2 separate regions of the Homo sapiens genome follow, and region 2 is linked to region 1. The links are chromatin loops, found by intact Hi-C in ENCODE. Cell type or tissue: dorsolateral prefrontal cortex. All regions are shown on one strand.

Evidence for each region. A loop is a pair of places that touch in the nucleus more often than their neighbours do. Peaks named below come from ENCODE experiments on the same cell type or tissue, not always from the same donor. Only the 100,000 strongest peaks of a DNase experiment are listed, where the experiment ranks them.
Region 2: a loop joins it to region 1, with 4 times the contacts of the local background. A loop is called at or near these places in 1 of 110 quality-filtered maps.

What each region holds. Positions count from the first base shown.
Region 1 is chr21:44,022,871-44,027,870 of GRCh38, reverse strand. All of the region lies in intron 1 of TRAPPC10 (trafficking protein particle complex subunit 10), which reads right to left. Among named protein-coding and RNA genes, the nearest start is that of TRAPPC10, 13 kb to the right of the region's middle. In dorsolateral prefrontal cortex, no CTCF peak of the experiment used is centred here; a DNase peak (open chromatin) is centred at 2,660; H3K4me3 peaks cover 550 bases; H3K27ac peaks cover 3,426 bases.
Region 2 is chr21:43,738,240-43,743,239 of GRCh38, reverse strand. It overlaps PDXK (pyridoxal kinase), which reads right to left. Exons shown (of 11, transcript NM_003681.5): 3 at 1,469-1,573. Among named protein-coding and RNA genes, the nearest start is that of PDXK, 22 kb to the right of the region's middle. RefSeq lists enhancers at 2,140-2,878, 2,879-3,617. In dorsolateral prefrontal cortex, no CTCF peak of the experiment used is centred here; a DNase peak (open chromatin) is centred at 2,349; H3K4me3 peaks cover 775 bases; H3K27ac peaks cover 4,527 bases.

The DNA of each region.
Region 1 (5,000 bases):
GGCAAGGGAGATCTCTGGGGCCCTTTTTTATAAGGGCACTAATCCCTTTTGTGGGGACTCCAGCCACATGACCTAATCACCTCCCAAAGGCCCCACCTCCCAAAACCATCACATTAGGGTCATGGAACAGCTGCTAGGTAACACAGTCAAGAGAAGGGCCACCTGTTTACCGTCCCTCCAGACAGCACCGTGCGCCTGCTATGCCCCCGGCACTTCACGCATACTCACCCTGAACCCTCATATGGAAACCAAGACATCAAGAACTCCCCTAATTGGCCCAACATCAAGCAAATGAGCGCCAAGGCTGGGATTCGAACCCAGGTAGCTTGGCTTAGGACTCAATACTGCCCAGTGCTCCTTCCCAACTTCTTAATTCTAACAAGTTTACTACTTACTCTGCAGCAGTTGTTTTAACAATGGTTGGCTGAAAATATGGGTTCCAAAAGGCCTTCCGCAGACAGAGTGAACATTTCTGTCATCTGTTTTTTACTGAACCAATTCTTGAACGTGCAAAGCCGTGATGGTCTTACTCATACAAAAGTATAAAAGGATCACAAAATTATAACCCTGAGAGAGTGGCTAAGCAAAACAGAATGTTCAGTCAGTTTGTCGCTTTCCTAAATACCTGACATGATATATTTTCAAGGTCAATACTTCTATTTGGAGATTTATGTTGGAAAAAAAAACCTTGACATAAGGAGTCTGAATATTTGCTGATACTCTGATACAGGACAATTTTTCTTCAAATTCTTTAGCATAATCTTGGTAAAAGGAACAGTAAGTTTTCTAATAAAATACATCTCACTTTATCTTAAATTGTTGGAGACATGTGGAGTGTTTCAACCTGTTAACAAGACACTGTCCTCGGCCACCTAATGGGCTGTCTTATTTTCAAAGGCTGGCTTTATTCTGTAGGGCTTAGTAGGCCCCAGAGCACTAATGGGTGAGAAAGACAGAGAAATGGATTTAGCTCAACCCAAGAAATGCTGTGGCCTACGAGAGAAGACCCTGAGGGTGGAGGGGGGTGAAGAATGACAGAAAGTGTCCCACAGCTGGGGGCCTCAACCATGGGCTGGGTCATCTCCCAGTTGCGACTAAAAGCAGCGGAGTGACTGGACTAGACAAGAGATGAACTAATTTTAAGGCCCTCCAAGCAAGGTTCCATGATTCTATTTTTGAACAAAAAAGTCAAAGGAAATGTATAATTTATCTAAGATTTGCTTTACAGAAAATTTTGCAGAAATAATAATTCTTTAAGCCTATTAACAAAAGAAAGCTGCAATCCACTATGAGGCAGTTCATGTTTGAAAACACGGGATTAGAGAGGGCACCGTCTTCAAGCCTAGGAATGCAAGTGCTTGCCCATAGGCCATACATTCATTTCTCTTCAATGGCTTTTGGTAAAACGGGCTTTCAAATGGACGATAAAAACATCCGAGATTACAAACTGGGAAGTCATCTCAGCCTGTTCAATAATGCATAAAGTATTTGCTATAATTCGTGTATAATGTCGAGGCAGTAATGAAAATTAATGCTTCAGATTGGGAGCTCTTTCATGGTGAAAACTAACATCAAATGCATAATCATGGGTATGGAAGCCTCCCCGGTGCTCCTGCCAGAGTATCTGTCCGTGAAAAGCCTTCGCAGTCGGGGGTGGGGGCAGGGAGTGAAGGTCAACGAGAAAGCACAAAAAAGGATCCAGATGTTATCCAGATTCTCTAGGTAGAAAGCAAGGTTTAGTCACCCCCTAAGATGACTAGGCAACTAACTCCACATTTCTAGCATAGACACTGTCCTCCCTTCATTAGAAGGCACATATTTGAGAAGTAAAGCAAATGAACCCTCCCACAGTTCTGCACCACCAAGTTTAAAGGCCAAGTCTAAAGAAGTACTCAGTACACCCCCTGCCATGTCATCGCCGGCTTAACGTTATACCCATTCAGCCTGGCTCTCCTCCAGGTCCTTCCTGTGGTCTCTACCTTCCCTCTGACACACACACACACACACACACACACACACACACACACACACACACACACACACACACACCCCTGCCCTCTGCTGCTCTCTCCCAGCACCCAGTCATATGACAATACTACCCACTGTAGGTGGGGTCAAAAGAAAACCCATACATTAGTGTTCATCAAGTTTCCTACTGTGGAAATTTGCAGAAAAGGAACTACTACACGTAAAGACTAGTCAAAAGACAGAAAGTCCCAGTCTTTTTCTGTTTTAACTTAAAAGACAAGAACACACAGGCCAAGAATGTTAAGAAGTTGAATGAACTCTTCTAATCAAGGAAACAAGTTGCCTTCTCTAGCCCTCAGAGAGCAAACTTAAAATTCAAGAGTTTAAAAACAAAAAGACTGGATAAATGCATCTGAATATAAGAATACTGAGGAATCAGCCTTTAACAGTGTATACATTTTTTAAATAAACACAGCATTACTGTAGCAGTTTGAACCACAGTACTGTATTTACAAGTTAAAAAGAGACACTCCTGTTCCTGGCACCCCAATGCCTTAAGGCTTTAGACAGAAGGGTTCCCAAACTGGTCTTTCCCCAGACTTCCCCTTTGCCACTGGCTTTGTTCAAGGGCTGGCTTCTCAGCGAGGCCTACAGGCAGTTTCCCAATGGTGCAAGCACTCAGGAGGGAGCTGAGGCAGCATCAGCACAGTGACATAACCATTTGCCTCAGCCCAGCAACCCGCCCTGCAGGGCTCCATCCCAACAGGCCCGTCGGAAAGGCCACAGACAGGCTATCTGTGCACAACTACTGGAAACAGTAAAACACAAAACAACTCAAATTCCACCAGGAGGGGACTGGCAGAATAAACCACGGAATATCGACATCATGGAATGAGAATGATCTCAACATACTCCTAGCGTGGAGTGGAGTCCGGGGGAAAGTGAGGTGGGACAGTGTGTGCAGCTGGCAATGTCTAAGCTAAGAAAGGGAAATACAAATATGTTTGGATGTTTTTCACGTGGAAGGAAAACCATAAAAACTGTGATGGAGTACTCAGGAAGGGAGGAGTTAGCATGGAGAGGACAGAACATACACAAGGCTTCTTTAAATAGACCTCATTTTGTAGATTTAATTTTGGAAGTAAATATTTTATATAGTTATAAAGCAATTAGATTTTTTCAAGGTTTTCCCTAAAAATAATCAGGAAAAATAAAACAAGTGAACTTAAATGTATACATATACATTTAGTGGTATAATCTCAGAGAGAGGAGCTATGACAAGTAACTTTAAAACTACAGTAATTTGACTGTTCATTCCTTATGGGATACATCCAAATGCCAATAAGAACTGTCAAAAACAGTTCTAGACCTGTGTTCACTAGTCCTGTTGTTGATGGTGGAGTTAATAGTGTTATTCAGAGTCTATGTAATGAGGGATAAAGCAACTGAAAGCAAGTGAGCAATCGTGTGATGTTCTATTCAGTGGCCCCTGGCCCTTCAGCATCAGCACCACCTGGGCATTTGTTAGAAATGCTCATTCTCAGGCCCCACCCAGACCTGTTCAATCAGAAATGGGGAATGGACCCAGCCATCTGTGTGTCCACAAGCCCTCCAGGTGACTGAAGCAGCATGAGCTGGGGAACCTCTAACTCTAGCCTCCTCAAGTACCCATGAGAATTAGGATTTTCAGTGTGGAAAAGAGAAAACACAGAGGATGGAGCTGTTAATTAAAACCCTGCAGCCCTGAGTTTTCATCAAAAAGAGTGAACTTATGATGTATTTTATCTTAAAAATACAAAAAACAAAGAACAATTCCTAGGCTGGTGCGGTGGCTCACGCCTGTAATCCCAATGCTTTGGGAGGCCAAGGTGGGTGGATCACCTGAGGTCGGGAATTTGAGACCAGCTTGGCCAACACGGTGAAACCCTGTCTCTACTAAAAATATAAAAATTAGCCAGATGTGATGGCATGCACCTGTAATCCCAGCTACTCACTACTCGGGAGGCTGAGGCACAAGAATCTCTTGAACCTGAGAGGCAGAGGTTGCAGTGGGCTGAGATCGTGCCATTGCACTACAGCATGGGCAACAGAGTAAGAGCCTGTCTCAAAACAAAACAAAACAAAAACAAAAAACAAACAAACAAAAATGCCTAGCTATTCCTAGCTCTGCCTATTGAAAAGGCCTCACAGCAACTAGGAGCCCAAGCTTGCAGACTATGGTCTTGAAATACTATTTTTCACTAAAAGGAATCAGGGCTCCTTGGCAATTGCTAAGTGCAGATCAGGGCATTAAATGTTCAAAATGAGCCCGGAACATCTTGTCAGGCTAGATAGGAAAGAATCTGACAAAGATGCCTCTATCTTAGACCCCAACATGAAAGAGACTCTCCCTGGCCAAAGGGAGAACAACCTGCTCACCAACGAGGCAACAATGCAATGGACTGTAACACATCAAGTATGTTCATAATGATTAAGTTCACAGCCATACTAAACGAACAACAAAAACACGCCAACCGATCACCTCTGAAAGATGCCAGTGAACCAACTCACTTTGAAAATGGTTACATAGGCCGGGCGCGGTGGCTCACATCTGTAATCCCAGCACTTTGGGAGGCTGAGGCGGGAGGATCACGACGAGGTCAGGAGATCGAGACCATCCTGGCTAACACGGTGAAACCCCATCTCTACTAAAAATACAAAAAATTAGCCCGGCGTGGTGGCGGGCACCTGTAGTCCCAGCTACTCGGGAGGCTGAGGCAGGGGAATGGCGTGAACCCGGGAGGTGGAACTTGCAGTGAGCCAAGATGGAGCCACTGCACTCCAGCATGGGCGACAGAGCAAGACTCTGTCTCAAAAAAAAAAAAAAAAAAAAAAAAAGACATAGGGAAATGAGAATATCACCATTTTGCAACCTTTAGGGAATTAGTGATGTGAAAATAAATGGCTGCCAATTTCCAAAAGGAGAGGTAATCGGACATCACGCACCTGCTGGAAGAACAGCAACACCCATGATAAAGTCCTGCCGACAAAAA
Region 2 (5,000 bases), 280 kb after region 1:
AGGTGTCCCCACAGTGCTGGGGGCGGGGGGAGGGAGGTGGATGCAGGCGAGGTGTCCCCATAGTGCTCAGGAGCTGGGGGGAGGGAGGTGGGTGCAGGCGAGGTGTCCCCATAGTGCTCAGAGCGGGGGGAGGGAGGTGGGTGCAGGTGAGGTGTCCCCACAGTGCTCAGGAGCTGGGGGGAGGGAGGTGGGTGCAAACGAGGTGTCCTCACAGTTGAAAGACACGGAGGGCAGACCCGGCAGCATTTCTCAACAGAAACGCTGTGCTTCACAGGAATGAACCCACGGGCGAGAGGTGAAGGAGTGATCTTTCCTTTATTTATATTTCTACTTTCAGTAATAAGCATATGACACTTTAATCTTATTTATTTTGAGACAGGGTCTCATTCTGTCCCCTAGTCCAGAGTGCAGTGGTTCAACCATAGCTCACTGCAGCCTTGAACTCCCAGGCTCAAGCCATCCTCCCACCTGAGCTTCCCGAGTAGCTGGGACTGTGCCCAGCTAATTAATTTTTAAAAATTTTTTTGTAGAGACAAGGTCTCACTATGCCGCTCAGGCTGGTTTTGAACTCCTGGTCTCAAGCGAGCCTCCCTCCTAGTCTTCCCAAAGTGCTGGGATTACAGGTTCGAGCCCCTGTGCCTGGCCTTATATGTGACCTTTAGACATGTAGAGAGGCTGGGCGCAGTGGCTCACGCCTGTAATTCTAACACTTTGGGAGGCTAAGTGTTTCCCCTAACCATTTAAAAGTGTAGAAACCAGGCTGGCTGCAGTGGCTCACGCCTGTAATCCCAGCACTTTGGGAGGCTAGGGTGGGTGGCTGGCTTGAGCCTAGGAGTTCAAGACCAGCCTGGGCAACATGGCAAAACCCTGTCTCCACACACACCCACAAAAAGTTAGCTGGGCATGGTGGTGCACGCCTTTACTCCCAGCTACTTGGGATGTTGAGGCAGGAGGATCACCTGAGCCTGGGAGGTTGAGGCTGCAGTGAGCTATGATTGTGCCATTGCACTACAGCCTGGGCCACAGAGTGAGACCCTGTCTCAAAAATAATAATAATAATAAACATGTATACAAATACAATTTTTTTTTAACCAGAAAGTTGACAAAGGATGGCAGTGTACCAGGTAGCAGCCCGTCACCTAATTGAGTGTCCCACCCACCTGTCCTGCCCCGGTCAGCGTTCCCAACACCCTGCCTGCACCCTCCCCTGGGCACTGGAACCCCAGTGTGGTCACAGGAGTGGGGGTGACTTGGCACAGCCTGGGCAGTCATTGTCCCGGCAGGCATAGTGTGGCCAGGACCCCCCAGGCTACCGGGGGTGTGATGGTGGCTTGGGCACGCCAAGGCCCTCCTTGAAGGGGCAGGGACCCGAGACAGGCCCAGGGCGGGGGTGCTCTGGACCTCCCTGAGCCCACCCTGGCTGGAGTGGGGTGCGTAGTCCCCTGCGGCAGCTTGCTCCGGCACCTACCTGTGAGCACGTAGTCATATTTATTCATGTTGTTCAGCCTCAGGCCTTCGTACAACTCCTGGAGCTCATCTGAATTCAGCACTTGGCCCTTCCAGTGGGCATAGCCTAGAGGCAGAGGAAGCCATGGGGGCTCAGACACAAGGGGGCCAGCTGGGGCCGTGGGCTTCCCTTGACACCCGCCCACTCTCCCTGAGGCTGCCTGGTGGACGGCTCCTCCCCATGGACTGGCTCAAACCCGAAGGAGATCACTAGGCGCAGTGCTTGGCAGGTCCCAACGGCTGCCCACATGGGACGCCTCGAGCCCCCCGCGAGCCCCCCGCGAGCCCCCCCGCGAGCCCCCCGCGAGCCCCCCCGCGAGCCCCCCCGCGAGCCCCCCCGCGAGCCCCCCGCCAGCCCCCCGCCAGCCCCCCGCGAGCCCCCCCGCGAGCCCCCCCGCGAGCCCCCCGCGAGCCCCCCCGCGAGCCCCCCGCGAGCCCCCCCGCGAGCCCCCCCGCGAGCCCCCCCGCGAGCCCCCCGCGAGCCCCCCGCGAGCCCCCCCGCGAGCCCCCCGCGAGCCCCCCGCGAGCCCCCCCGCGAGCCCCCCCGCGAGCCCCCCGCGAGCCCCCCCGCGAGCCCCCCGCCCCTGCACTGTCAGGGATGGTTACTACGACCTCCGTGGCCCCCACACTCCCACTGCCAGTTCCTGCGGGAGCTGCGTCCCAGGTACAGGAGGAGCGTGGGGAGAGACACACCAGCTCACGGCTGCGTTGCTCCCCCATTGCTGTCCGGAAGGCCCCTGGCTACTCCCTCCGCACAACGTCACAGTCTCTTGTTTCCCAGCGTCTCCTGCATTAGTCCCCAGCTATTCAGGCCGGGGTGCTCGGCCACCGGCCACTGTCACCCGGATACCCTGGCAGGTAGGGCTTGTTATGTCCCCACCCCCAACTCCTCCCCAACAAGCTTATTAAGGTGCAATTAGAGCCTGTCTTAGATCAACTCCTGAGCAAGAGATAGATGTGAATGAGAAAGAGGCCTCAGCCCAGGTGTATACAACCTGCCCTTGGCCCGATGGGTAGCCAGGGTGAAGTGTCCGTCCCAGGCAGACAGGCATATCAATGTGTGAGGACAGACGCGTCGGCTTCCTGCAGGCGGGACCACCAGCCTCCTGGGAGCCCTTCCTGCACTGCGGAACCTGACCACAGCTCCAGCTCAAAGCACTGCTCAGGGGGCAGCCATCCACACAGGGTGGGGGTCCACCATGGATACCCCACATTCGCCCATGAGAAACGCCTCACATCGAGGGGCTCCCGGCCTCCTCCCACATGAATCACCCCTCTAATGCATGCCTTTTTCAGCAAATAAGGAAAACTGATGTATGGGTTCCTAGAATAGCAAAGTACAAGTATCACGCACTTGTGGGTCACGGCCGGCTCTGCGCCCACGCGCCATGCCCTGTGGCTAAGATCCCCTGAATTCCCACACCAGAGGAGGGCTCCATGGCTCCTGCCCCTGAGGGCCCTCCTGCGTACCAGTCGCTGGCTCCCGCTGGAAGGGACGCCTTTGGCTTTCCCCAGCAGCCGTCGCACGGGAGGACGTGTGGCGCAAAGGTCCTGAGACTGCCATCAGGAGCCACGCTCCAGGCACAGTGCGGCATCTGGGGGGTGCACCTGGGGGCGCCTGCCCTGTACTCTGCCCGGGACACCAGAGTGTACGCACTGAGGGGTGGGTCTGCCAGAGACCAAGCCCCTGATGGACTCTGGGTTAACAGTCACTGGGGTCAGGAGGGGCAGGTGGTATCCACTGCGGGCGAGGTCAGTGCCTCACACAGCAGCCTGCCCCTCCGGTGGAGGGTGTGTCCTGAGGAGGCTTCTGCCAGGCTGGGGCGGGGTTTGGGGTAAGGGGTAGGAGGAGGGAGGTGAGCAATGGTCCCTCCTGGTCCTTTCTGCCCTCGGATTTTGATATCTTTCCAGGCAGGGTGGGACTCACCACTGCTGCACATGTGCTCCTTTCCTGGGGAGGTGACATGGCCTGGCTGTGTCCCCACCCAAATCTCATCTTGAATTGCAGTTCCCATAATCCCTACATGTTGTGGGAGGGACCTGGCAGGAGGTCATTCAATCATGGGGGTGGTTCCCCCATCTTGTTCTCATGATAGTGACTGAGTTCTCACAAAAGCTGATGGTTTCAAGGGGCTTTTAAAACCCTGGGCCCCTCAGTCTGCACTTCTCCTTCCTGCCGCCAATGTGAAGGAGGTGTTTGTTTCCCCTTCTGCCATAACTGTAAGTTTCCTGAGGCCTCCCCAGCTCTGCTGAACTGTGAGTCCATTAAACCTTTTTCCTTTACAAATGACCCAGTCTCAGGTATGTCTTTATTAGTGTTGGGGACCAGCCTCAACACCACCCATGGTGTATCCAACGTCCGGTAGTGACAAAGGAATGAGAAGAGACAGGTTAAGAGTTCATAAAGGTGGGGCCGGGTGCGGTGGCTCACGCCTGTAATCCCAGCAGTTTGGGAGGCTCAGGCAGGCAGATCACCTGAGGTCGGGAGTTCGAGACCAGCCTGGCCAACGTGGCAAAACCTCATCTCTACTAAAAAATACAAAAATTAGCTGGGCGTGGTGTGTGAGGTCAGGAGATCGAGACCAACCTGGTGAACACTGTGAAACCCCGTCCCTACTAAAAATACAAAAAAATTAGCCGGGCGTGGTTGCGGGTGCCTGTAGTCCCAGCTACTTGGGAGGCTAAGGCAGGAGAATGGCATGAACCCAGGGGGTGGAGCTTGCAGTGAGTGGAGATCGCGCCACTGCACTCCAGCCTGGGCAACAGAGTGAGACTCCGTCTCCAAAAAAAAAAAAAAAGAAAAAGAAAAGAGTTCATAAAGGTAGGAGCCAGGGGGCCAGTGGCAAAATGGAGGCTGCAAAAGGCACTGAGCTCTGGTCTCCACGCTATTTATTGAGTACAGTCACTTAGATCTGAGAAGCAGATATTCAGGGCGAAACAGTGAAAGGGAGGCAGTGCGTCACAGGCGTAATCTACAGCAATAGCGGTTTCAATGAATCTCCTTTGTGCTCAAACAGCGTATCTTTAACTTATCGGACAGGAGCTGGTGGGAGCGGGCTTAACCAGGAGCTCGTGTGTCTGTCCACAGTCCAGTGCTTCGAAGGAATGTCTTTCTCCTTGAACACGGTGTTTACAGATAAGACAGCAGGTCTCGCCCTGAGCATGCGAACATGATGGCAATTAGGAGGCTTTCCTCCTCAGAGGCCTCTTGTGGCTTTCCACAACTTATTGTCCCATATTTTCATGGCCAGTTTATACAGGCATTCCACAAGCCCTTTTCCCAACAATTAGCAGTGTGAGAACGGACTAATACAGGGTGCCATCGGGAAGGACTGCAGCCAGGCGGCTCCAATTCTCCTACTGTCCTGGGCACGGGGGTCCAAGGTCCAGGTGTCACCAGGGCTGGTTCCTGAGGCCTCTGCCCTGGGCTTGCAGACGGCATTGCCTCCCTGTTTCCTCATGGGGCTGTCCCTCTGTGTGTGTCTGTGTCCTCA